Regions from separate parts of the Homo sapiens genome. Here region 2 is linked to region 1. Evidence: chromatin loops called from intact Hi-C (ENCODE). Cell type or tissue: endothelial cell of umbilical vein. All regions are shown on one strand. Each heading gives the region's core, and the rest is flanking DNA. Links, peaks and the distances in the headings are about the cores only.

What was found. A loop is a pair of places that touch in the nucleus more often than their neighbours do. Peaks named below come from ENCODE experiments on the same cell type or tissue, not always from the same donor. Only the 100,000 strongest peaks of a DNase experiment are listed, where the experiment ranks them.
Region 2: a loop joins it to region 1, with 6 times the contacts of the local background. A loop is called at or near these places in 3 of 110 quality-filtered maps.

Annotation. Positions count from the first base shown.
Region 1 is chr4:53,195,893-53,198,723 of GRCh38, forward strand. The region is part of intron 4 of SCFD2 (sec1 family domain containing 2); the gene reads right to left. Among named protein-coding and RNA genes, the nearest start is that of SCFD2, 170 kb to the right of the region's middle. RefSeq lists an enhancer at 1-2,831. In endothelial cell of umbilical vein, for the core only: a CTCF peak has its summit at 1,501 (motif pointing right); DNase peaks (open chromatin) are centred at 539 and 1,479.
Region 2 is chr4:53,100,115-53,102,945 of GRCh38, forward strand. The region is part of intron 5 of SCFD2 (sec1 family domain containing 2); the gene reads right to left. Among named protein-coding and RNA genes, the nearest start is that of SCFD2-AS1, 170 kb to the left of the region's middle. In endothelial cell of umbilical vein, for the core only: no CTCF peak of the experiment used is centred there; DNase peaks (open chromatin) are centred at 917 and 1,397; H3K27ac peaks cover 2,500 bases.

The DNA of each region.
Region 1 (2,831 bases), core at 245-2,744:
ACCATATGTGAAATATCAAATAAATAGCTACTCTAATCTCAAATGGTAATCTTTCCTTTCAGCCTTTCTCATTTTATTGGACCAAATATTTCAAGCCTCATCTGTGTTCTATTACAATCCTAAAGACAACATGATATCTAGGATAGTGTTTATATATAAAAATAATTTTAGATCAGGAGGTGACAGAAACTGATGTCCAGATTCCATTACCCTAAGACTTCATGTAATTACTTTGTCTTTTTAAAAATCCTTAAATGATCATTTTCTCCTTTGGCACAGAGTCTTTTGACTCCTCTTTTGATGCCAACATAGTCTCATCATGAAAATAAATTGAAAGTAGGTGGTCTGGTTAGTCTTCACAATGCTACATTTTAATCAGGCAAAGCAGTGAAAAACATGATTGTCGAAATGCTGGCGTGTCTTCAAACAACAGTGTATGCTGTCCATTTTACTCTCAGTGAAAAAGCTCTTCAAGAGATTTCGATAAAGGTTTCCTTCCTACTTGCAGTCCACATTTGTAATGTTTATATAAGTGGAGGATATAAATCTTTCTCCAATGAACCCCATGGTTTTTAAAGCAGATTCTTGTTATAAACTGCCTGTTTCCGTTTTGCCTGCCTAAGCAAGCCAGGCAAAGACCATTCGCGAGAGACTGGAACTAATTTAATGTGCTCCAGGTTTAAGCCCCTAGCCTCTGCGCCTTTGCAGGGAGATTTTACACAGTGGATTACTGCTGACTTTAACAATGATTCATATGATAAGTGGCTTTTGATTTGTTTTTTAATGTCAGAAAATATGCATTGGCAAAAGAAATGTCATTGAAATCATTTCGTTAAAGCAATATCCATAAAAAGGGGTGGGGGAAGGAGAATTCAACTTTTCATCAAAAAAAAAAAAGTCTAAATCATGCCAATGTCTTGTTCACATAAATTTATAGTTTTACTCAATGCAAAAGAATACAAAGCTATTTAGAGACAGCTAGATTTAAGACTGGATGAACTGCAAGATAGGATTGGTTGAATCGATATACTTTACCACAAAATTGGTTATTATTATTAAAATACCAAAGCCACACGGAAGATAGACAAAAGCATCATTCTTTATCCAGCCTCAAAGACACCCTGTGTGCTTTTTTCAAAGATTCACAATTCCTTGAAACCAACACTAATTAAAACAGAAACACATTCACAAAACCCGGAGTAAGATCCATCATCCCAAAGCATGGCGGGGGAGGAAAATTTCCTCTGTTTAACTCAAAGGAACAGAGCAGCAACAACATTAATTCAAAAGAAAACAAACTGAGAAACAAAAGTATGTATTATACTATTATTCTAGAGTTCTGCATTTAAGAGGCCTGAACTGTTCATCAAAACATACTTTCAAAATGCCAAATGTAATAAGATATGCTTGTCCCCAATCATCTGTTAGTTTCTTCTGGTTTTTCTTGAAGTTCCTTTGAAAGGATTATCCAAAGTCTTACAGTAGGGGGCAGTATTGTAACATCATGCTCACACTTAAAAGGACTCCAGGTCAGCCCAAAAGAGGAAAAAGGGCCATTATTCATAAAGACTTAACTATGTTGGCATAATTACAGAAATTATTACAAAATTTCAGATTTTTTCCCCAAAGCCTAACCTGCTTTCTTACCACCTACCTATAATATTAAGATGTCTTAAACAATAGAAAAAGCAAATGCTTTTTATTGAAAAAGTCTGTCCAACAATCTGATACATGCTGATTGCTGTTTAGCAGTGAAAGAACTATTTATTGAATGTCATATTTCAAAAGCATGAAGACTTCTCCAATTGCAAATATCCAGATGTTCTTTATTGTAAATATGACATTAGAAGATGGCAAAAAAAAAAAAAAAAAAAAGAAATGAATATTTCATCTTGCTCTAAAATGAAATGCAGAGCTGGTTTATAAACACAAGTCAATGTAACCTATGCTAATGAGATGTTAATTTCAAAAATATGGGGTAAAAAAATATTTACAAGTATAAGAATGTCTTCATATTTTCCAGGAATAAACCTTTTCTTTCCATCTGTCTAGGATGGCTCTTGGCTGGCCTGCTAGGAAATATGGAAACTGAAACTATTTGTACTTAATGCTTGGCTTCCAATGACTTAACAAAATTCTGGGAGTTTGCGGACAGGAAAATGCAAAGTCCTCACCATGTCCCAAGATAAAACATATAGATATATAATGGCAATTTTTTTCCATGCATAATGGTGATCCATATGGATTTCTCTTAATTCTGGAAATACGAGTGATTGCAGCTTTTATTTAATAATTGAAAGCCTTAAGGTCACTAAACAAAACAATAATTACTGTATTTGACTTTAAAAGAATCAAACCTCCTATCATCTTAGGCAAGTACTGTTGTTTATCTTCATCTTCAATTTCAACTCAAATTGAGTTGCTTGTTTTCTGCCTGCTGGCTTTAAGGGGACGGGCTGTTATAAATTCAAACAGGATTTTTTTAAATCTAATAATTTCAACTAAAAAATTATATTAAAAGTATTATTTTATAGACACATAATCTAATATTTTAAATGTAAAAAAAGAGATCCTAAGAATACTAAAACCTATGAAATATCATATGAAGCCAGCAATTATTGTAATCATGTTTAAATGCTATAAATTTTCAGTTTCAGTACTTCAAGTTATAGTTTATTCTAGTCTTATTATTATACATTATACTCTCTCTACTTGTCCATTTTTGTTTAAGTTGTTTTGGAGTTGGGGATGTTTTGGTTTTATGCTGTGTGAGTGAATGTGTGTGTGTGTGCATGTGTGTATACATGTGTTCATTTAAAGATCCTATAAGA
Region 2 (2,831 bases), core at 133-2,632, 96 kb before region 1:
ATGTTAGTAATCTTAGCCTTCACTTCTTCTAATTGTTACTCATGTGGTAGTTAAGAGCTCAGGAATTAAATTGCCAACATTTACTACCTGGTTGAACTTGGGCAAGTTATTTAATTTGCCTCAGTTCTCTCATCTGTTCAATGTAGGATAATAATAGCAACTACTTACTAGGGCTTCTAAGAAGAATAAATACCTTGTTTATAATAGTGTCTGGCACCTAGTGATGGTCCTGAAGTCAATAATCAGAAGTACCATCATAGTTATGAAATACTAAATAAATTATACAAACAAAAAATAAATGTGTACACATGCATGTGTGCATATGTGAATGAATGGATAGAAATGGTTTCATAACGTGATTATTTAATTAGCCATAAGAACCACTTCCTATCCACGCTAGATAGCAAAATTACATTACCTTTGTTAAATTAGGTGTTGAAAGGTCATTAGTTCTATATTACAAATTCTTATTATTAAAAAGTTGCTTTTATAACTATTCCAACAAAGCGTACTGTAAGAATAAAATCTGGAGCAGGAAAGAATGAACAGACACATAAGGCTCCCTATGGAATCAGCCCAAACCCAGTAAGTGTTCAAGATTACAGAAACTGAATTTCTGGCTTTACTTCAGCATTATTCTGGGTCCCAAAAATTTGCTTTCTTTTTAAGTATTTTTCAGTATCTCTTTTTTAGTGAATGTAGGATATAACCAACGTTAGAAGTAAATTGTAAAAAATGGTTTGCAAGTTTTCATTAAAATCTCATGACTATGCAAATACTCAGAATTTTTGCATAAATAATCACCACGACCCCCAAATGATGTTTTCGAATGAATCATGCAAACCCACAGTTGAGAGATTAAGTATAAAAAAAGACAGATATCCACCTCTGGCACAACTTCAAATGCGTCGATGGAGACAGAAAAATGTCAAACACAAAGATTACATGAAGCACTGCAGCTTCCATGGACAGGGAAGAAACTACCAATACTTTCTGTATGGTAAAATACTTAAACACACTTCAGCTTTCATGCATTATAAAGAGGATTGACTTGTAGAAACTCAGGACCAGTGGCTTTATGGATCTGCAACAGGGACCCCTATGCTGTATATGAACCTAGTCAAAGAGCTGCACTTCCAAATGCTGACATACTGCTAAGGAGATTGGGGCTTCTCTCTGGTCCTGTTCCTCTCTTTGACTCTTTGACTCTCTTTGATTCAAAGAGCAACTCAGAGTTTTCAGAATGATATTCTAATTTGATAGTAGTTGATCTTTTAAATTCTAGATAGTGAAGGGTTCCAGTAGATTCTAGTTAACAGTAATGTGTGAAGTTTAAAATGTATCTGCTGATAGAGAGGAAATTACTCATGGAAGAAATATCTCTGATGCATAACACACAGTCTGGCTGTACTGAGATAGTTGTTTCAAATGGAAAAGAATGCAGTTGGTAGTGCTTTTAATCAGAACTTTAAGAACCACTGGGTGACTTAAAAGATATAATGGTAGAGAAAAACCTCATTTGCAACAACAATGGAAAAAAGAGATAATACTTGGAAATAAACTCCAAATGTTTCAAACCTATAGGACCAACACTTTAATAAAACACTCTGCAAAACACAAATGTAGACTTGAACAAATGGAAAGACATTCCTGGTTCTTGATTAGGATGTCTCAATGTCATCAAAAGATGTTTGTACTCACTAAGTCAATTTATAAATTTTGTGACATCCCAATTAAAAAAAAACCAATAAGCTTTTTCTCCCCTGGGAAATAAACAAATGAACTTTACTACACATGAATTTTCACATGAAACAATAGCCAAAAGAGAATATCAAGAAAAACAATGAAAAGAAAGAGTTGTGAGGAGATAACAGCCACATCAGATATTAAAACCTACCACAAAATCTGTATAAGTAAAACGGTGTGGTCCTGGAACATGAATGCACATGCAAATCAATGAAGCAGAACAGCAAGTCCAGCAAAAGACCTGACCACAGGTGGAAATTATTCTAGTATATGATACAGGTGCAACTCAAAATGCTGGGGCAGCAAAGAACATTTTAATAAGTGCTGTTGGGACAATTGGAAAGCCATTTCCAAAAGATAAATTTTCATCCATTCCTCATGTCATCCAGTAAGCACAAACTTCAAATAGATCAGATTTTTAATAAGTAAAAGTATACAAGTAATTTTTGATGGATAAATTCCTCTATAATTCCTCTATAATCTGAGGGTAGAAAAGGCCTTCTGTGACTAAAAATCCAGATGCAGTTTTTAAAAATTGACATATTTGACTAAAAAAAATTGAATGGCAAAAACACCATAAGCAAAATGATAGGACAAATAAATTAGAAGAAAATATTTGCAAATAATATAAAGAACTAATATTCATAATTTATAAAGAACTTTTAAAAGTTGATGAAAGGAGATCAAAAGTACTCTAGAAAATGGGCAAAAGACAGGAATAGAAAATACACAAAAAAGATATAAAATTACATTAAAATATGAAAATATGTTCAATTTTACATAAAAGGAAAATTCATATTAAAATTATATTGAAAACAATTTCTCATCCATCAGTTTGACAAAAAAACAAAAGCTTGTTGGTGAGGCTGAAGAAAAACAGGCCCATTTTTATACATGATTTTCAGGAAGGCAAAAGGGTGTAAATCTTATGTAGGGGAATTTCACAATGTCTAACAAAAATATAGGAACCAGCTTGCAGGAGCTCTTACTTGACAAATGTAAAACAATAAGGTACCCAAATTCATTCATTACAACTCATTGAATTAAGAATCCATGAGTCTATACTTATAATAAATAAATACATA